Linked DNA regions of Homo sapiens: region 1 is linked to region 2. Evidence: read pairs that join two places in POLR2A ChIA-PET (ENCODE). Cell type or tissue: IMR-90. All regions are shown on one strand. Each heading gives the region's core, and the rest is flanking DNA. Links, peaks and the distances in the headings are about the cores only.

Evidence for each region. ChIA-PET counts read pairs that join two places held together with the same protein. Peaks named below come from ENCODE experiments on the same cell type or tissue, not always from the same donor. Only the 100,000 strongest peaks of a DNase experiment are listed, where the experiment ranks them.
Region 1: POLR2A ChIA-PET joins it to region 2 with 11 read pairs; 7 of 35 experiments call an interaction of 5 or more read pairs at or near these places.

What each region holds. Positions count from the first base shown.
Region 1 is chr19:29,657,699-29,667,931 of GRCh38, forward strand. PLEKHF1 (pleckstrin homology and FYVE domain containing 1) reads left to right here and starts at 7,763. Exons shown (of 2, transcript NM_024310.5): 1 at 7,763-7,807. LOC105372353 (a long non-coding RNA gene) reads right to left here and starts at 7,557. Exons shown (of 7, transcript XR_935896.3): 1 at 7,509-7,557; 2 at 6,334-6,509; 3 at 1-245. RefSeq lists a silencer at 7,331-8,000 and enhancers at 7,522-8,075, 8,076-8,629, 8,081-8,200, 8,821-8,870. In IMR-90, for the core only: no CTCF peak of the experiment used is centred there; DNase peaks (open chromatin) are centred at 5,063, 7,683 and 8,743; H3K4me3 peaks cover 2,108 bases; H3K27ac peaks cover 3,882 bases.
Region 2 is chr19:29,819,629-29,829,861 of GRCh38, forward strand. It overlaps CCNE1 (cyclin E1), which reads left to right. Exons shown (of 12, transcript NM_001238.4): 7 at 1,074-1,220; 8 at 2,094-2,189; 9 at 2,368-2,502; 10 at 2,612-2,723; 11 at 2,818-2,975; 12 at 4,027-4,684. The coding sequence ends at 4,149. Among named protein-coding and RNA genes, the nearest start is that of CCNE1, 13 kb to the left of the region's middle. In IMR-90, for the core only: no CTCF peak of the experiment used is centred there; no DNase peak of the experiment used is centred there.

The DNA.
Region 1 (10,233 bases), core at 1,019-9,018, 160 kb before region 2:
GGGAATGGCCCAGCTGGATGGCTCTGCCTCTAGGTCTCCCATGAGGTTGCAGCTAAGATGCTGGTCTAAGCCATGATCACCTCAAGGCTTTCTGGGGCTGAACAGTCTTCCAAGAGTCTTCCTCACCCCTAGCAAGGGGTTGGTCGCTGTTGGCTGGAGGCCTCAGTGTCTCCCATGGGCTTCTCCGGAGGGCTGCATGGACCTCTTCATGACTCAGCAGCCAGCTTCCCCTGGAGTGAGTGATCCTAGGAAGCAAGGCAGAGGCCACAATGTTCTTTATGACCTAGACCTGGAAGCCACGCTCTGTCATTTCCACAGTATCCTGTTGGTTACAGAGGTAAATCCTATTCCCTGTGGAAGAGAACTATACCAGGGCGTGAATACCACAAGGGTGCCAGGCATGGTGGCTCACACATGCAATCCCAGCACTTTGGGAGGCCGAGGCGGGCAGATAGCTTGAGCCCAAGAGTTCCAGACCAGCCTGGACAACATGGTGAAACTCTGAATCTACTAAAATAGAAAAATTAGCCAGGTGTGGTGGTGTGCACCTGTAATCCCAGCTACTTGGGGGGCTGAGGTGGGAGGATTGCTTGGGCCCAGGAGGTAGAGGTTGCAGTGAGCCATGATCGTGCCACTGCACTCCAACCAAGGCAACAGAGCAAGACTCAGTCTCAAAAAACAAAAACAAAAACAAAAACAAAACCACACACACACACACACACACACACACACACATAACAAAACAACAGCAACAAAACAAACAAAAATACCACAAGTGTATACAGTAAATGGGAATCTCCCTCCCACCCATTTTCCCTTCCAGAGGCAAACCCATGACCAGTTTATTGTGAATTCTGCCAGCAATACACACACACACACACACACACACTCTCACACACTCACACTATGCGTCCACTTGTATACCTTACTTTTTTTTACTCAGTATATCCTAGAAATCCTTGCATTTCAGGACATGAAGACCTGCCTTATTTCCTGAAACTGTGGGAAGCCATTCCATTGTATGAATGACTCGTAATTTCTTTGGCCGGCCCCTGTCAGTGGATATTAGGGCTGCTCCCTGCATTTCCCTACTGTAAGCAATGCCACAATAAATGAATGAGTGTTTATATCCTTTTGCACAAGGACAGGAGTATTTAAGGATAAATTCTGGAAGTGGACCAGCTGGAGAAAAAAGAGCCTGTGCTTTTTTTTTTTCTTTTTGACAGAGTCTTACTCTGTCACCCAGGGTGGAGTGCAGTGGCATGATCTTGGCTCACCGCAACCTCCATCTCCTGAGTTCAAGCAATTCTTCTGCCTCGGCCTCCCAAGTAGCTGGGACTACAGGCACCCGCCACCATGCCCACCTAATTTTTTTTTCTTTTTAAGACGTAGTCTTGCTCTGTTGCCCAGGCTGGAGTGCAGTGGTGCGATCTCAGCTCACTGCAACCTCCGCCTCCTGGGGTCAAGCAATTCCCCTGCCTTAGCCTCCCAAGCAACTGGGATTACAGGCATGCACCATCACGCCTGGCTAATTTTTGTATTCTTAGTAGAGACAGGGTTTCACCATGTTGGCCAGGCTGGTCTCGAACTCTTGACCTCATGATCTGCCCGCCTCGGTCTCCCAAAGTGCTGGGATTACAGGCATGAGCCACCGCACCCGGCTCTTGCCCAGCTAATTTTTGTATTTTTAGTAGACGGGATTTCGCATGTTGGCCAGGCTGGTCTCGAACTCCTGACCTCAGGTGACCCGCCTGCCTCAGCCTTCTGAAGTGCTGGAATTACAGGTGTGAGCCACTGTGTCCGGCCAAGTCTGTACATTTTAAAATTTGATCGATGTTGCCACATTGCCCCCCATGAAGGTTGGTTGTAAAAATTTATGCTCTCACCAGCAAGAAAATGGATTTATGAAGGCTTGGGTGGTAATGGCCAAAATGTAGGGCATTCCCTGGGCAGTTCAGTAAGTAATTAAAAATGGAATATCACCTGTCCGGGTGCAGTGGCTCATGTCTGTAATCCCAGCACTTTGGGAGGCCAAGGCAGGAGGATCACTTGAGACCAGGAGTTTGAGACCAGCCTAGGCAACATAGCAAGACCTGTATCTCAATAAAAAATTTAAAAATTAGCTGGGAGTAGTGGCGTGCACCTGAAGTCCCAACTACTCAAGAGGCTGAGGCAGGAGGATTACTTGAGCCCAGAAGTTCAAGACTGCAGTGAGCTATGATTGCACCACTGTAAGCCAGCCTGAGCAACCAAGCGAGTCCCTGTCTCAATAAAATAAATTTTAAAAAGAATAAAAAGTAACATGGAATATCACCCATCCCTGTTCTTTGAAGCCTTTCCCAGCCCCATTCCACAACCAGAGAGCCTCCCTGGCCCTCTCTCACGCCATGTGCTGGACTTTTTCTCTCTCTGGCTTGCTTGTTCCTGGCCCCTGGAATTTCTGTTCTTGCCTTAAATGCAGCAAGTGAGGAGGTATTTGCCAGCCAGACCCCAAAGGCTGACACTGAAATGCCAAATGGTTCTCCAAGATGTGTCATCCAACCAAGACAGCTTCTCCTGCACAGACCCCTGCCCTCTACTCGGGGTGGGCAGCCTTCTCTCCTCATGGATAAATATGACGTGTTCATGGGTTTGCCCCAATGGACTGTGAGCTCCCCAAGGGTAGAGGCAGTGCCACATTCATCCCTGGATCCACTGCCTGGGTAGTGGCACAAAGAGGGATCCAGTAATTGCTGAATGAATGAATGAATGACCCAGACAGAACTTTGTCAAACCAGTGCTGTCAAAAGCCTCTTGGATGTACTCCATTGACATTAGGTGGGTCTAATACTCTCAGGTTATATTGGCCTGCAACATTTATTTCACATCTCGAAGGCATTTTTCAAAAAGCATTGCTTCTGTTTTATTTATTTATTTTTAGAGACAAGGTCTTGCTCTGTTGCCCAGGCTGGAATGCAGTGGTGTGATCTTGGCTCACTGTAGCCTCAAACTCCCAGGCTCAAGCGATCCTCCCTCCTCAGCCTCCTGAGTAGCTGGGACTACAAACACGCACCACCATGCCCAGCTAATTTTTGATATTTTTGTAGAGATGGGGTTTCACTATGTTGCCCAAGCTGGTCTCGAACCCCTGGGCTGAAGTGATCCACCCGCCTCAACCTCCCATAGTGCTGGGATTCCAGGTGTGAGCCACCACGCCCTGCCTGCTTCTGTTTTCTTTTATTTCTCCTTTCCCCCTTTGGCCTGGTTGGAGCCTCAAGGGGAAAATCCATGCTGGGAAACAAAAACAATAATGCCCGTGAACATGAAGTGGATGTGCAGACAGCTGGAATGATAAATGCAGGGCATACACACACACACACACACACACGCACATACACACACACAGAGAGAGAGAGAAAAGAATAAACAGGCAGACGGGCAGGGCAAGTGGGTGCGGGGGCGTCAGTGTCATCTCATGGTTCCGTAGAGTCGAGATTATCTCAGCTTCAAATCCAAGGCCCCTGCAGCAAGCCCGCCCTCAAGATTCTCTTTTGAAGTCACAGTTTGCCAAACATCTCTGGGTTTCCTCCTTTAAAACTAATCTTCTTAACCATTTCAGTAAAAATCTTTTCAAAATGCCCCACATTTTATGGCTTTGAGACTCAGTGTCTTTAGTATGTTACGGTATCTATAAAGAAAGCAGCATTTAGGCCAAGTGCGGTGGCTCACACCTGTAGTCCCAGCACTTTGGGAGACTGAGACAGGAGGATCACTTGAACCCAGGTGTTCGAGACCAGCCTGGCCAACATAATGAGACCTGGTCTCTACAAAAGATTTTTTAAATTAGCTAGGTGTGATGGGTTGTGCCTTTAGTTCCAGCACTTTAGGAGGTAAAGCTGGGAGGATCACAAGGTCAGGTGTTCAAGACCAGCCTGAGCAACATAGAGAGACCCCCCCCGCCTCCCCTACATCTCTACCCAAAATTTAAAAAGTTAGCTGGGCGAAGTTGCATGGGCGCATAGTCCCAGTTACTCAGGAGGCTGAGGCAAGAGGATCGCTTGAGCCCAGGAGGTAGAAGCTGCAGTGAGCCATGATTGTGCCACTGCACTCCAGCCTGAGTGACAGAGCAAGACCTCATCTCTAATAAATAAATAAATTGAAATAAAATAAAAATAATGTTTTAAAAAGAACACAGCATGTAGTAGTTTGGGAATCAGACAAATTTAGGGTCAGTTTGAGGATCTACCCAAGCTAAACAGTAGGACCTCTGTTTCCTTTGTTTTTCTTTAATTTGTTTTCCCAATTTTTTGTTTTGGAAACTTTCAAATCAATAGAATAGTTATAAGAAAAGTTCAACGAATAGCCAGAGATCAGGGACTGGTAAACTTCAGCCCACATCCTGGTTTTGTATGAGCTAAGAATGGTTTTTAATTTTTTCAAATGGTTGGAAAAAAATTTTTAAAGAATTTTTCATAACACACGAAAATTACATGAAATTCAAATATCAGTGTCCATGACGTTAACTCTCTTGTTTAAGTATTGTTTGTGGCTGCTTTTGCTTTGCAACAGTGAAGTTCAATAGTTGCCGTAGAGATCCTGGCTCTCAAAGCCCAAAGTACTTAACATTTGGCCCTTTACAGAAAAAGATTGGAGACTCCTGACCCCAATTTACCAATTGCTAATATTCTGCCTCCTTTGTTTTCTCTCTCTCTTGCTGGAATGTTTGTGTTCATCCTTAAATACTTCAGTGCCTATTTCAGTTTCTTATACTGAAAGCTGGGAATGACAGCTTTAGTGTGGGAAGAGATAAGATAACATAAAATGTTTAGCACACAGTGCTTGGCCTGTAGACAGAACTTAATAAACGATCCAAAAAAAATTCCTGGCATTGAGCACAGAGGTGGTTGCCAGAATCCCTAACCTGAAAATGCCGAGCCCCACTGCTTTTCTGAAACCCGGGTTCCCGCAGTCTGGAAGCCAGCTTTTCCTCCAAAAGGGCTTCTTTCCTGAGAAGTAGCAAACGCCTCGGAGAAACCTCATTCTTTCCACAGCTATGTGGCTTGGCTGACTCAACTTCTGCCTGCCCCTGAGTCACGAGTTTTTCCTCTCTTATTTGGAGGAGCGAGGCCCTCCACCCTCCACCCAGCTGTCCCCACGCACAGCCAGCCCCGCTGGGAAGTGGATGGACAGCTGGGAGACCAGTGCGTGCTGCCTCCAGGGCGTTTCTTGGAGCGCCATTCAGATCCATAGTTGGAAGGAAGGACAGAAGAGGAGACTGAGGTCCAAGTGGGCCCTGGACCACCAGCAGGACAAGGCTAGGAGGAACATCCTCCCTCTAGTTTCCCAGTCATGAAAAGGCTTCCTTCTCCCGAGGCCTCCTCTGTACGGACAAGGTGTTAGATGCCAGGACACTGTTATAAAGAGACAGCCCTGCCTTCCCAGGGGACTGGCTCCCTTCCAAGTCTCACAGCCACCTCCACCCCAGCCAGGGCCTACCCTCCATGAGAAGCAGCTCCTTGCCAGGGAGGTGGCGGAGCTGGCACTGAGCAGTCATGGATCGCAGCCTTGAAGGCTCAGCTTGAAGTCCCCCTCCACCCGCTGGTGACAAGCAGTGTGTACACAGGAGATGGTGTTTCCCAGCATCCCAATGGCCCCACTGACCCTCCTGGTTATTACTCTGCCTGTGGGATCTCAGACCTTGTGTTTTCTGCTCTCTGTGGTATAGAGGCCTGGCTGCCCCTTCAGGACTTGTAAACCCAAACGTATATTCATCTGGAGGTGCAAAAGGGGGTAAAGTGCCCCAAGGGGGAAACCAGAGGGAGTGTGGGGACCATAGTGGAGGGGAGAACACAAGGCCCCTCTAAAGAGGACCCGCATTCTCAAATCTTCTGATTTAAGAGAAGCTGAAGATCCTGATTTTTATGTGAACTCTCCCCATATGAAATGTTCACAGCAATGCATTTTAAAAATGTTTAAACACTTTGAAAGCAAACAGACATTATTCGGGTCTTGTGGGGTTCAGGGTTACTTACCAGGCGGTGACTTCTGTTGAATGCTCATAAAAGCTGTCCTTGCTGATGAGGGCAACGGTAGTGGGTGGGCGCCATGAAGTGGTAGTGGGGAGGGGGCTCCCCAAGGCCACAGCTGGTGGCCCTCTCACTTGCCTGTCCCCTCTCCCTCCCCCTCCGTCACCCCCTTTCCCTTCCCTTCTCAGCTGGGAGAGGACCGTCTCCAGCACTGGGCCCACCTCACAGCCTCGCCCATAGCCCCCTGCCAAGAGAGCAGGCACCTCTTCTAGCTCCAGCCCCACAGCCCTACAGCCCATCAGCCCTCCCCCCGCTGCTCCCCTCTCACCTGGTCCTGGCCCAGCAGGCCTGCCCCGGCCTGAGCCACCCCTCTCAGGGTGCCCAGGTGGAGTTCTATTTGGCAAGACAACCTGCATCTATGTGACAGGTAGGGACTGCGTTCCTCCTATGCGCTGCCCGTTCTCAGCACTCGGTATGCAGGGGTGAACCAGAAGAAAGTCCTGTCTGAACACGAGAAGAAATTACTGTCTAGCCCGTGGGGCTCACAGCCTGGGTGGGAGGCAAGCCACCAGCATGACTTGTTTATGAGCATTCCACAGAAGCCACAGCCTGGTAGGCAGCCCTGAATCCCACGAGCGGCCTCAGGAGAGGACTCTGGGTTGGGAGATGCTTTGCAAAATTACAAACACGGGTGACTGTGGAGGGAGATGGGGTGGAGACAGGGAACCGCTTTGGGTGGCCAGGGCAGCCTCCCTGAGGAGGTGACAGTTTGAGGTCTGATGGAGGTAGAAGCAAAGGCCTGAGGCTTTAAGGAACAGGAAGAAGCCCATTTGAGAGGACCTGTGGGGAGGAGGCCAGGGAGGGCCAGGAAGGCCTCCGGGCACTGAGGCCTGGGAATTTCCTTCTGAGCCGCACAGGAGGCTCAGGTGCGGTTGAGTCAGGGGTGACATAACTTGCTGCTAGTGTTGGACCTGGGTGACGGGCACCAGGGTCCCCTGGACTATTCTCTTTCCTTCAGTTTGAAATTTTCCACTATAAAAAGCTTAAAATAGGCCAGGTGCGGTGGCTCACTACTGAAATCCCAGCACTTTAGGAGGTCAAGGCGAGAGGATGGCTTGAGCTAAGGGGTTCGAGACCAGCCTGGGCAACATAGTGAGACCTCCGTCTGTACAAAAATACAAAAACTAGCCGGTCCTGGTGGGCTAATTCTCCTGGGGTCAGGATGATTTCTGTGCAGGCTGCAGTGAGCCGTGACCGCGCCATTGCACTCCAGCCTGGGCGACAGAGGGAGACACCGTCTCAAAAAAAAAAAAAGGTTATAAAGTGCTGCTGCATTTTCATATTACGATTATTGACCGCTGAGGGTGACTGTGCTGTGAGGCCCGCCGGAGGCACCAGAAGGCACAAGCCTCCCACTGCCCCTTTCCCCGCCAAGTCCCGCAGGTCTCGCAGTCGCGGGCGCCCCCACCCCACCCCTGCCCAAGGCCAGGGTCGCAGTCCCACCGGGTGACGGCAGTCGCGCTCCGCGTGGGGCAGCGGCGAGCGGAAAGGGAAGCCGGGCGGGGCCAGGGGGTCAAACACGGGCGACAGTCCCGCCCAGCCCCGGACCTGCAGCGCGCACAAGCTCGGGCGCCCTCCGAGCGCCGCGCCCAAGCCCCGCCCCTCCCGCTTCCCGGGCTCCGATTGGCCGAGCCACCGCGGGGGCGTGTCCGGCGGAGCTGGCCGGGACCCGGGCGGAGCGGGCGGGGACCCGGGCTACTGCGGTGTGGACTCGAGGGCTGGGCGCGGGGCCGGCGCAGAAGGTGAGTCCCCCCACCGTCCCCCGGCCGGGCTGCGGGTCGCGGGGCAGGCGCATGAGGCGAGTCTCCCATCACCACCCCCGGACAAGCGAGCTCTCTCCCGCCGCGCGGTCTTGGCGGCTCCTGGGCCGGCGGGGCGCAGTGCCGCTGACTCCAGCCCAAGAAGAGGCCTGGGAAGGGCGCTCCTGGGCGGCTTGCGGGGTGAACCTGCAGGGAGCCTGGGGAGAGCGGTCAGGGGTCAGAGCGTCCGAGGCGGAATCCCCGGGGAAACGCGCAGATGTAAGCTGGTGGAGGTAAGGGGGTCGCGGGCCACCCGGGACTGCAGGGGTCTCAGCGCACCCGGTCGCTGGTGGTGTTTCCGGGATCCTGGCCTCGTGTGGCCGCCGGGACCTCTCTTCTCAGCCCCAGTCTGCAGTCTGGAGGCCTGGATGGGACCACTGTCCCCCTGGGCAGGGGCGCGGCGGGGGGCGCTGGGGTCCCAGTTCCTCTGGAGCAGTTGAGTTTGTGATTCTTGGTGGGAGCTGCCAAGGGAAACAGGGTCGGGCACTGCTCCCATCTCAGAGAGGAAACTATTGAGCAGGCCCGCAGAGAGAGGCGGCCTGGAATCTCCCTCCTTTCTCGTTTCCCCAACACCTGGCGGGCCGTGTAGGGCAGAGGTGTGGTCAGCCTCTTTGCAGGTGGGAAAGCAGAGAGGTTCCGAGCCACGCTGAAACTTGATCTCTGCAGCCCAAGGGGAGCACTCCTTTGGAATTTGAACACCTCTGGTATCTCCTGGCCAGAGAGGGTCAGAGGCCAAGGAGGTGGGGAGGTAGTCCCCTAATGCGCTGGGATCGTCCCTCTGCACAGCGTCGTTCCCACTGGAGTCTGTTGTGAGCTGAGATGACTCTCTGACTTCGGCCTGCGTCCCTGCACACGTCAGCCCTCCGGGCTGCCAAAACACAGGCCAGGCAGCCCTGGGTGAACTAGGGGACCTGCCCAACCCAGCCCACCCCGAGGAAGGAAGGGGGATTGGCCAGTGTGGCCTGGAGGGTGGGACAGCCCAGCCAAGCTGACGGACCTGCTCGGGATGGGGTGGGCATCAGGCATTTGGAGCGCAGGCAACACCCGCTGGACTCTGACTTCTGGAGTTCTGATTTGGTCTCTGGTTGAGTGCAGCTTTCCACAGCTCATGGTTATTTTGGAGCCGAGCTTCCTGATCACTCAGCAGGGACCTTGGGCAGTGACTTTGATGTGGTGGAAGTACCTTCCCCAAGGGGGCTTTTGTGAGGATTAAGTGAAATAATGAACGTAATATGCTTAACTTTGTGCCTGGTGAGCTCTAAGTGCTCAGTCGGCGGCACTTCCAGTTTTGTTTTGCTTTGTTTTTCATTACCGGTCTCTTCCCGGAGGAGGGCCTTCCAGGAATCACAGGGCTGGACAGAGCCCAGGGGCGGCCCCTCTGGAGGGAGAGGAGGCTTGGCGCCTGATGCTGCAGTCTCAATGCACATGGAGAAAACCTCACATCCTCACGCTGGCCTGGGAGCCTGCAGGATGTCTCCTGCCGGCACTGCAACCTCATCTGTCCTCCTTGCCCCATCGCTCCTTCCTCCGCAGCCTGACTTCACCCATTCCACCTTGAGCTGCTCCCCAGGACCGGAGCTCTGCCCCTAGATCTTTGCACAGCTGACTTCAGGCTGGAGTGAGTTCACTTCCTCCCAAGGCCTTCCTTCCTCGACCTCCACCGTCCTCCCAGGCCCTGCCCTGCTGGGCGCACCAGTCTTTTTCTTCACAGTGTTTAGCACTGGCTCTCAGAAAAGACCCTGTGAATGTACTTCTAGTCTCACTGGCAAGAAGTGTGCATTCCTGAAGGGCCTGGTCTCCAGCTCCCGGCTGTAACCTCGCACAGTGTCTGGCACACAGTGGGACTCATAAATATTTGGAAAATGAAATCAGGCAGGCATGGAAGCAGGGTGGGTCTGCGTGCGGCCCAGGTCCCTGCAGGGAAGGAGGAGCCCCGATCTGGAAGTCAAGGGAAAGTCCAAAGGGCTGAGCTGCCCCCAGAACTCTGATTCCCTTGGTGACCCTGGCCCTGCACGTCCCTGAGCAGGTTCTCCACCTGTAACCCGAGGCAGAGCAGTTACAGCCCCCACCCCATCCCCCACCGCTGCCCAGCTCCTACTTTCCAGGGCTACCATCTTGGGGCCCCACGCATCTCTCATTTATCCAAAATGCTGTGTCCGGAGTAGGAGAGAGGACAGGACGACTCCCGTCAGGACAGTACCTTGTGTGGCCTGTTCAGCGTGCCCTGCAGTGTGTGCATTATACATTTTACAATGTGGCATGGTGTAGATCAGGGGTTGGCTAACCTTTTCTCTCAAGAGCTGGTAGCAAATAGTTTAGGTTTTGCCAGCCATACAGCCTCTGTCCCACATGGCTGTGTTTGAATAAAA
Region 2 (10,233 bases), core at 1,201-9,200:
TCAAAAGAACAAGTATAACAACATTTGATAGATAATGGTTAAACATAAAAGATGAGATTTTATTGGTTGTATATCTTACTGGGATGAACTGCGGTAGCTTATAGTTTCTTGATTAAGGGAAGCTTCCTAGACAACCTTGTAAGACTTGAATGGGTGAGAAGTGGGCTTTTCTTCTGAAGTGGAAGGACATCTCAGGCAGACCTGCTTCATGAAAACATGTAGAAGTTGAGTGTGTAACTACAGAAGTACCCCTCATCCTCGGGGGTACATCCCAAGACCCGCAGGAGATGCCTGAAGCCACAGATAGTACTGAGCTCTAGATATGCCATGTTTTTAATCCTCTACTTTCATGTTTTCACTTAAAGAAAGCACTTCACGGCTTCTCTTTGGCATTTCCAAATAGCCAGCATCACTACTCTTGCCCTGTGGGGCCATTATTCAGTCAAATAAGGGCTGCTTGCTTGAACACCAGCACTGCTGTGCTGTGACAGTCCATCTGATGACCTGTGTGCTAGTGAGTGACTAACAGGCAGGTGGCCTACTCCACGGGGATGTGCGGGCAAGGGGATGATTCACATCCTAGGCAGGTGAGGGTGGGACAGGCCAGAAGGGCCCCTCATTTAAAACCTATCAGTTGTTAGGCTGGGCACAGTGGCTCATCCCTATAATCCCAGCACTTTGGGAGGCCGAAGCAGGTGGATCACTTGAGGCCGGGAGTTCAAAACCAGCCTGGCCAACGTGGTGAAATACCATTTCTACTAAAAATACAAAAATTAGCTGGGCATGGTGGCGGGTGCTGGTAATTCCAGCTACTCGGGAGGCTGAAGCAAGAGAATCGCTTGAGCCTGGAAGTTGGAGGTTGCAGTGAACCAAGATCACAACACTACTTTCCAGACTGGGTGACAGAATAAGGCACCTCAAAAAAAAAACAAAAAAACAAAAAACTATCAATTGTTGAGTTCAGGAACTTTGCATTTTATATTTTCCTTCACCAAAGTCATTACAAGTTTTTTTTTTTTCCCCTCCCTCAAGTAAAACTTACTTGTGCTAAAACTTACTAAATATGTTTTCAGGTGTGTGAAGTCTATAAACTTCACAGGGAGACCTTTTACTTGGCACAAGATTTCTTTGACCGGTATATGGCGACACAAGAAAATGTTGTAAAAACTCTTTTACAGCTTATTGGGATTTCATCTTTATTTATTGCAGCCAAACTTGAGGTAAATAATTTTCAAATATTTGTTCTATAATGTGTGTTATTTCTCGAGCTCCACTGAGATTGGGGGAAGAGGTTGGCGCTTAGCCTATAGCACTCATCCTAAATTTTTCTGATTTGCTACCCTGTAAAGTTAAGACACATGCCAAAAAGAAAAAAAGGCTGGAAAGTGACCAGGAAGAGAAAAGTAGTGAGGGTATGGAAGACCTAGGTTCATGTAGTTACATTGAGCCAAAAAAAAAAATGAACTTTGAACTAAGATAATAATTTTGGGCCCGGGTTGGTGGCTCAAGCCTATAATCCCAGCACTTTGGGAGGCCAAGGCAGCTGGGTCACTTGAGGCCAGTAGTTTGAGACATGGTGAAATACCATTTGTACTAAAAATACAAAAAATTAGCCAGGCGTGGTGGCACGTGCCTGTAATCCCAGCTATTCGGGAGGCTGAGGCAAGAGAATTGCTGGAGCCCAGGTGGCCGAGGTTGCAGTGAGTCGAGATCCTACCACTGCACTCCAGCCTGGGCAACAGAGGGAAATTCTGTCTAAAAGAAAAAAGAAAAGATTAAAAATTTGTGTATGATTATCAAAGGGTATATGGGCCCAACTTTCAAATGTGTTAAAGGTACTGAAAAGGGGATATTTCAAGAGTACCCACAATGAGTCAAAGTTCCATCCATTTATTTAATGGTGGGTGGGAGTTGTGTTCTTTTTTTTTTTTTTTTTTTTTTTTACAACCATTGGTGTGGCTTCTGTGTTAATTCCATCAGTGCGCCCTCTCTCTTTCCATGCCAGGGTACTGAGAAGTCATTTTGGATGCATTATAAATTGAGACTGTTAGAGATTGGCTTTGGTGCTAGTGCCATCTTTTATTTCCTTTCAGGAAATCTATCCTCCAAAGTTGCACCAGTTTGCGTATGTGACAGATGGAGCTTGTTCAGGAGATGAAATTCTCACCATGGAATTAATGATTATGAAGGTGGGTTCCAGTGAATTTTCCGGCCATTTTTTAAATGCGTACGGCAGATCTTTTCCACCTGAAGTGTGAGTGCCTCTGGGAGGTGTTCTCCAGCTGGACACATTGTGGCATGGAACATGGCTGCATTTTGAACTTCTTTTCTCAATCATCGGTCTCTTTTCTCTCTGTTTTCCTTTAGGCCCTTAAGTGGCGTTTAAGTCCCCTGACTATTGTGTCCTGGCTGAATGTATACATGCAGGTTGCATATCTAAATGACTTACATGAAGTGCTACTGCCGCAGTATCCCCAGCAAATCTTTATACAGATTGCAGAGGTAAGTGGCTCCATCACGTCCGTGGGGCCACCTTCCCTGCAGCTGGAGTGAGGAACTCTAGAATAGGCGTGTGGTGGCATCCATCTCAGCGTTCTTTTCTTCTCCGTAGCTGTTGGATCTCTGTGTCCTGGATGTTGACTGCCTTGAATTTCCTTATGGTATACTTGCTGCTTCGGCCTTGTATCATTTCTCGTCATCTGAATTGATGCAAAAGGTTTCAGGTAAGTTGGCTTTCCAGTGCATGCACAAACAAGGTGTACTAAGCTTACATCCAGTTGTCAGCCTCAGATTAAGCCCACGATGTCTTCACTGCAGGGTATCAGTGGTGCGACATAGAGAACTGTGTCAAGTGGATGGTTCCATTTGCCATGGTTATAAGGGAGACGGGGAGCTCAAAACTGAAGCACTTCAGGGGCGTCGCTGATGAAGATGCACACAACATACAGACCCACAGAGACAGCTTGGATTTGCTGGTCAGTGCTGCTCCTTCTTTCAGTCCTTCTTGGCCAAATTCTTAAAACTGCCTAAATAGGCCAGCCGCGGTGGTTCAGGCCTGTAAACCCAGCACTTTGGGAGGCCGAGGTGGGCCGATCACTTGAGGCCAGGAGTTCAAGACCAGCCTGGCCAACATGGTGAAACCTTGTCTCTACTAAAAATAAAAAAATTAGCCGGCTATGGTGGTGGGCACCTGTAGTCCCAGCTACTCGAGAGGCTAAGGCAGGAGAATCATCTGAACCCGGGAGGCGGAGGTTGCAGTGCGTTGAGATCACGCCACTGCACTCCAGCCTGGGCAACAGAGCGAAACTATGTCTCAAAAAAAAAAAAACTGCCTAAATAACCTGTTCACTTTTCTTCAGGCAGGCCCCAAATATCCTTGAAAAACTCCAATTTTAATTAATTGAAAAAGAAAAATCCTGGCAAATTGATGCTGTATCTCACTATCATATAGACTATAGAGTTTTAAAGTGCTCTTTGATATTTTTTTTTCTTTCACTCACCTCCGTAGAAAAAGACATAGTGGCCAGACACAGTGGCTTTTGGAGGCCAAGGCAGAAGGACTGCTTAAGCTCAGAAGTTTGAGACTAGCCTGGACAACATAGGGAGACCCTGTCCCTAAAAAATTTAAAAACTAGCCAGGCATGGTGGCACATGTCTGTAGTCCCAGCACTTTGGGAGGCGGAGGCGGGCAGATCGCCTGATATCAGGAGTTCAAGACTAGCCAGGCCAAAATGGCGAAACCCTGTCTCTATGAAAAATACAAAAATTAGCTGGACATGGTGGCGGGTGCCTATAATCTCAGCTACTCTACTTGGGAGGCTGAGGCGGGAGAATCGGTTGAACCCTGGAAGTGGAAGTTGCAGTAAGCCGAGATCCCACCACTGTACTACAGTCTGGATGAGAAAGCAAGTCTCCATCTTGAGAAAAAAAAAAAATTTAAAAATTAAAAAAGAAAAAGCCTATGGTAATTGAAGCCCAAGGATATGTTCTACTCTAATGTGTTGTCCCTTTTATTCTTACCAACAGGACAAAGCCCGAGCAAAGAAAGCCATGTTGTCTGAACAAAATAGGGCTTCTCCTCTCCCCAGTGGGCTCCTCACCCCGCCACAGAGCGGTAAGAAGCAGAGCAGCGGGCCGGAAATGGCGTGACCACCCCATCCTTCTCCACCAAAGACAGTTGCGCGCCTGCTCCACGTTCTCTTCTGTCTGTTGCAGCGGAGGCGTGCGTTTGCTTTTACAGATATCTGAATGGAAGAGTGTTTCTTCCACAACAGAAGTATTTCTGTGGATGGCATCAAACAGGGCAAAGTGTTTTTTATTGAATGCTTATAGGTTTTTTTTAAATAAGTGGGTCAAGTACACCAGCCACCTCCAGACACCAGTGCGTGCTCCCGATGCTGCTATGGAAGGTGCTACTTGACCTAAGGGACTCCCACAACAACAAAAGCTTGAAGCTGTGGAGGGCCACGGTGGCGTGGCTCTCCTCGCAGGTGTTCTGGGCTCCGTTGTACCAAGTGGAGCAGGTGGTTGCGGGCAAGCGTTGTGCAGAGCCCATAGCCAGCTGGGCAGGGGGCTGCCCTCTCCACATTATCAGTTGACAGTGTACAATGCCTTTGATGAACTGTTTTGTAAGTGCTGCTATATCTATCCATTTTTTAATAAAGATAATACTGTTTTTGAGACAGCTGGTTTTATGAGCTATGTCTGGTAACTTAAGGTAGCAGTCAGCTTTAATTGTGGTTATATCAACTTCTGTTTTTTGACTTCATACTTCTTGAGGCTCAAGTCTTTCTTTTTTTTTTTTTTTTTTTTTTTTTTTTTTGAGACAGGGACAGGGTCTCGCTCTGTCACCAAGGCTGGAGTGCAGGGGCACAATCTTGGCTCACTGCAGCCTCTGCCTCCCGGGTTTAAGCGATTCTCCTGCCTCAGCCTCCTAAGTAGCTGGGACTACAGGCGTGTGCCACCACACCCAGCTAATTTTTGTATTTTTAGTGGAGATGGGGTTTTGCCATGTTGGCCAGGCTGGTCTCAAACTCCTGACCTCAGGTGATCTGCCCATCTCAGCCTTCCAAAGTGCTGGGATTACAGGTGTGAGCCACCACACCCAGCCTTGAGTCTTAACTCTTTTGGTCAAATACATTTTTCAATGTATTTGATGGAAAGGAAACTTTAGACGTGGGCTTCAGGTGCAGCCTGTCTGCCTCCTGGTGCCCCCTGAGCTGGAAGTGAGGAGTCCACCTGGTATTTGTCTCACCACGCCCTGCACTGGTGGCTGCTCACACCAGGTTTGTTGGCCATCAGTAGTAGTAGTGATGAGGTAATGTCCACACCGAAGAGGATTCCTAGGTGTAACTTCCTTCCTAGGACTGGTTAAAGGCCATAAGGAATCTGGAATTAGCATGATTTAATGCTTTTTTTTTTTTCCCCTTACCGAAATCTTAGCCTAAAGAATAAGTGAATTTTTATTTGGAGAACTTTTAACATAGTAGCCTAAAACTGCTTTTAAGAAGAAAATGAGGCTGGGTGCGGTGGCTCATGCCTGTAATCCTAGCACTTTGGGAGGCCAAGGTGGGCGGATCACAAGGTCAGGAAATCGAGACCATCCTGGCTAACAGTGAAACTCCGTCTCTACTAAAAATAGAAAAATTAGCCAGGCATGGTGGCGGGCACCTGTAGTCCCAGCTACCTAGGAGGCTGAGGCAGGAGAATGGCATGAACCCAGGAGGCGGAGCTTGCAGTGTGCTGAGATCGCGCCACCACTCCAGCCTGGGCAACAGAGCGAGACTGTCTCAAAAAAAAAAAAAAGGAAAAGAAGAAAATGTGGCTGGGCGTGTGGCTCACGCTTGTAATCCTAGCACTTTGGGAGGCTGAGTTGGGCAGATCACTTGAGGTCAGGAGTTGGAGACCAGCCTACCCAACATGGTGAAACCCCATCTGTAGTAAAAATGCAAAAATTAAGGCTGGGCATGGTGGTTCACGCCTGTAATCCCAGCACTTTGGGACCCAAGGCAGGCAGATCACCTGAGGTTGGGAATTCAAGACCAGCCTGACCAACATGGAAAAACCCCATCTCTACTAAAAATACAAAATTAGCTGGGTGTAGTGGCACATGTTTATAATCCCAGCTACTCGGGAGGCTGAGGCAGGAGAATCCCTTGAACCCGGGAGGCAGAGGTTGCAGTGAGCCGAGATTGCACCACTGCACTCCAGCCTGGGCAACAAGAGCAAAACTCCATCTCAAAAAAAAAGAAAAGAAAAGAAAATTAGCCAGGCGTGGTGGCACACATCTGTAATCCCAGCTAGTGGGGTGGCTGAGGCAGGAGAATCACTTGAACCAGGAGGCAGCAGTTGCAGTGAGCCGAGATCGTGCCACTGCACTCCAGCCTGGGTGACGGAGTGAGACTCTATCTCATAAAAAAAAAAAAAAAAAAAAAAAGTCAGGGCGCAGTGGCTCACGCCTGTAATCCCAGCACTTTGGGAGGCCGAGGTGGGCGGATCACCTGAGGTTGGGAGTACAAAACAAGCCTGACCAACATGGAGAAACCCCATTTCTACTAAAAATACAAAAAAAAAAAAAAAAATTAGCCAGGTGTGGTGGCACATGCTTATAATCCTAGCTACTCGTGAGGCTGAGGCAGGAGAATCGCTTGAATCTGGGAGGCGGAGGTTGCGGTGAGCTGAGATCGCATCATTGCACTCCAGTCTGGGCAACAAGAGCAAAACTCCATCTCAAAAAAAAAAAAAAAAATGCGAAGTAGAGTCATATGTCAGCTGAGCGCATGATGCAGCCTGTTCGCTGAGCACTGATGGAGTCACCAAGTGCCTTGCTAATCATTGCTGCCCACTTACAGGCCTCGTGTACAGCTCATGTGACCTTTGTTTTTGTACTTTTAGTAGAGACGGCGGTTCACCATGTTGGCCAGGCTGGTCTCGAACTCCTGACCTCGTGATCTGCCCACCTCAGCCTCCCAAAGTGTTGGGATTACAGGCGTGAGCCACCACGTCTGGCCGCTCACATGATTTTTTTTTTTTTTTTTTTTTTTTTTGAGAGGGAGTCTCGCTCTGTCACCTAGGCTGGAGTGCAGTGGCACAATCTTGGCTCACCGCAACCTCCACCTTCCCCCTGTTCAAGATTCTCCCACCTAAGTCTCCCAAGTAGCTGAGATTACAGGTGCCCGCCACCACACCCGGCTGATTTTTGTATTTTTAGTAGAGATGGGGTTTCATCATGTTGGCCAGGCTGGTCTTGAACTCCTGACCTCAGGTGATCTGCCTGCCTCGGCCTCCCAAAGTGCTGGGATTGCAGGCGTGAGCCACCGCATCCGGCCACTCACATGACTTTTTACTGAACATTCTTCAAATGGTGGTCTTTTGGAGTCTTGTGTTTGACTAACAGTGCTTCATCACGTGTGCTAGTGCATACAAGGAAGGGTGAATGAACAAATAAATACTGCTTATTTTCAACTTGGTATTTTATCTCATTTGGCAAAAATCTAAAGAAAAAAGCAGCCATTTGAAATTCGTAACCATACGCAGTGAGCCAAGATGGCACCATGGCAGTACAGTCTGGGCGACAGAGCAAGATTCCATCTCAAAAAGAATAAAATAAAATCTGTAACCATATTTGTATGAAGTTGGAGAGACTTTACTTTTGACATTGATGTAGTTCTGGCAGATTTTTTTTTTTTTTTTTTTTTTTGAGACGGAGTCTCGCTCTGTTGCCAGGCTGAAGTGCAGTGGCACAATCTCGGCTCACTGCAACCTCCACCTACCAAGTTCAAGGCATTCTCCAGCCTCAGCCTCCTGAGTAGGTGGGACTACAGGCAGGCGCCACCACACCCAGCTGATTTTGTATTTTTAGTAGAGACGGGGTTTCTCCATGTTGGCCAGGCTGGTCTCGAACTCCTGACCTCAGGTGATCCTCCCTCCTCGGCCTCCCAAAGTGATGGGATTACAGGCATGAGCAATTGCGCCGGCTTTTCTGGCAAGTTTTATTTATTTATTTATTTATTTTTATTTTATTTTATTTTTTTGAGATGGAGTCTCACTTTGTCACCCAGGTTGGAGGGCAATGGCGCGATCTCAGCTCACTGTAACTTCTGCCTCCTGGGTTCAAGCAATTCTCCTGCCTCAGCCTCCTGAGTAGCTGGGACTACAGGCGCGTACCACCACACCCGGCTAATTTTTGTATTTTTAGTAAAGACGGGGTTTCACCATGTTGGCCAGGCTGGTCTCGAACTCCTGACCTTGTGATCCGCCCGCCTCAGCCTCCCAAAGTGCTGGGATTACAGGTGTGAGCCACCGCACCCGGCCCTCTGGCAAGTTTTAATACTACAGTTATCCTAATAAACGCATTGTAAATCTACATGTAATGGTATTTAGTCAAATGATAGGACTAGCCAGTTATTTCTTCACTTTAGGCAGAGATGTTCTAGTCTTAAAAAGCAGTGAGTTTTTGGCTGGGCGTGGTGGCTCACACCTGTAATCCCCACACTTTGGGAGGCTGAGTTGGGCAGATCACTTAAAGCCAGGAGCTTGAGACAAGCCTTATCTGCAACCTTTGCTTCCCAGGTTCAAGTGATTATCCTGCCTCAGCCTCCTGAGAAGCTGGGATTACAGGCACCTGCCCATGCCCGGCTAATTTTTTTTTGTATTTTTAGTAGAGACGGGGTTTCACCATGTTGGCCAGGCTGGTCTCGAACTCCAGACCTTGGGTAATCCACCTACCTCAGCCTCCCAGAGTGCTGGGATTACAGGCGTAAGCCACCTTGCCCGGCCTACATTTAGCATTTTCTTTTTTTTTTTTTTTTTTGGAGATGGAGTCTCACTCTGTCACCCAGGCTGGAGTGCAGTGGCATGATCTCGGCTCACTGCAACCTCCGCCTCCCAGGTTCAAGCGATTCTCCTGCCTTAGCCTCCCGAGTAGCTGAGACTACAGGCACCCACCACCACGCCCTGCTGATTTTTGTAGTTTTAGTAGAGAGGGGGTTTCACCATGTTGGCCAGGCTGGTCTCGAACTCCTGACCTCAGGTGATCCACCTGCCTTGGCCTCCCAAAGTGCTGGGATTACAGGTGTGAGCCAGTGTGCCCGGCCTACATTTGGCATTTTGTAAGCAAAAAGATGGCACTAAAAAATTTCTATTTCCAAAGTTTCATAAATTTGAGAGCTTGACACATTGAGGTAACAGCAAATTTGAAAGTACGTTTGAGGCTAGGCACAATGGCTGAGGCCTGTAATCCCAGCATTTAGGGAGATTCGAGGTGGGAGGATCACTTGAAGTCAGGAGATCAAGACCAGCTTGGCCAACATGGTGAAACCTCATTTCTACTAAAGTACAAAAAATTAGCCAGGTGTCGTGCTGGGCGCCTGCAGTCCCAGCTACTCAGGAGGCTGAGGCAGGAGAATCGCTTGAACCCAGTAGGCAGACGTTGTGGTGAGCTGAGATCATGCCACTGCACTCCAGCCTGGGTGACACCTAAAAAAAAACAAACACATTTGAGGTAAATATTAATTCATAGGTCATTTAGCCACCCACCGTATTAGAGAGGGTGCTAGAATATGCTGAAATAAGAATGCCTTATATGTAACTTGTTGGAATGCTGTGTTTCTGGAAGTCAAAGCTTTTTAAGTGGCAGTGTTGTCACAGGCAGCTCTTAATTATTGGTGCTAATAAAGGCTAAGTCCTGAATGGGTAAATGACATCCATATTAATCAATCATGTCTATACTCAGGAACCCTAAGAGCTGCTAGTAAGTAGAAATCAAAATTCCCCTGTAAGAGGAGCTTTTTCCACTTGCTAGTAATCCCTGCTTTGGCCTCTCTCTCATTGGCTGCAAATACCCCTTGACCAAGTCGCTTATGTTCTGCTATTCAGCTAAAGCCAGATGAGGCCACAAGAGACACTGGGGTGAAAATGGCAGCTCAGTCAACTTGGGTGAACAGATGTCCTGAGGAGATGTGTTAGCAAGAAGGACCAGAGAAAGGAGGTGATGTGGCCCCTGATCTAACTCTCGGGTTAGAGATGGAGAAAAAGCGAGTGATTCACCAACCCTGGAGACCCTGAACTGTGGTTGAGCAGACCATATCCTCATATCCCGCCTCAGCTCACAGAATTCACTTGCGGCCAGGCACAGTGGCTTATGCCTCTAGTCCCAGCACTTTGGGAGGCCAAGGTGGGCAGATTGCCTGAGCTCAGGAGTTCAAGACCGGCCTGGGCAATATGGCAAAACTC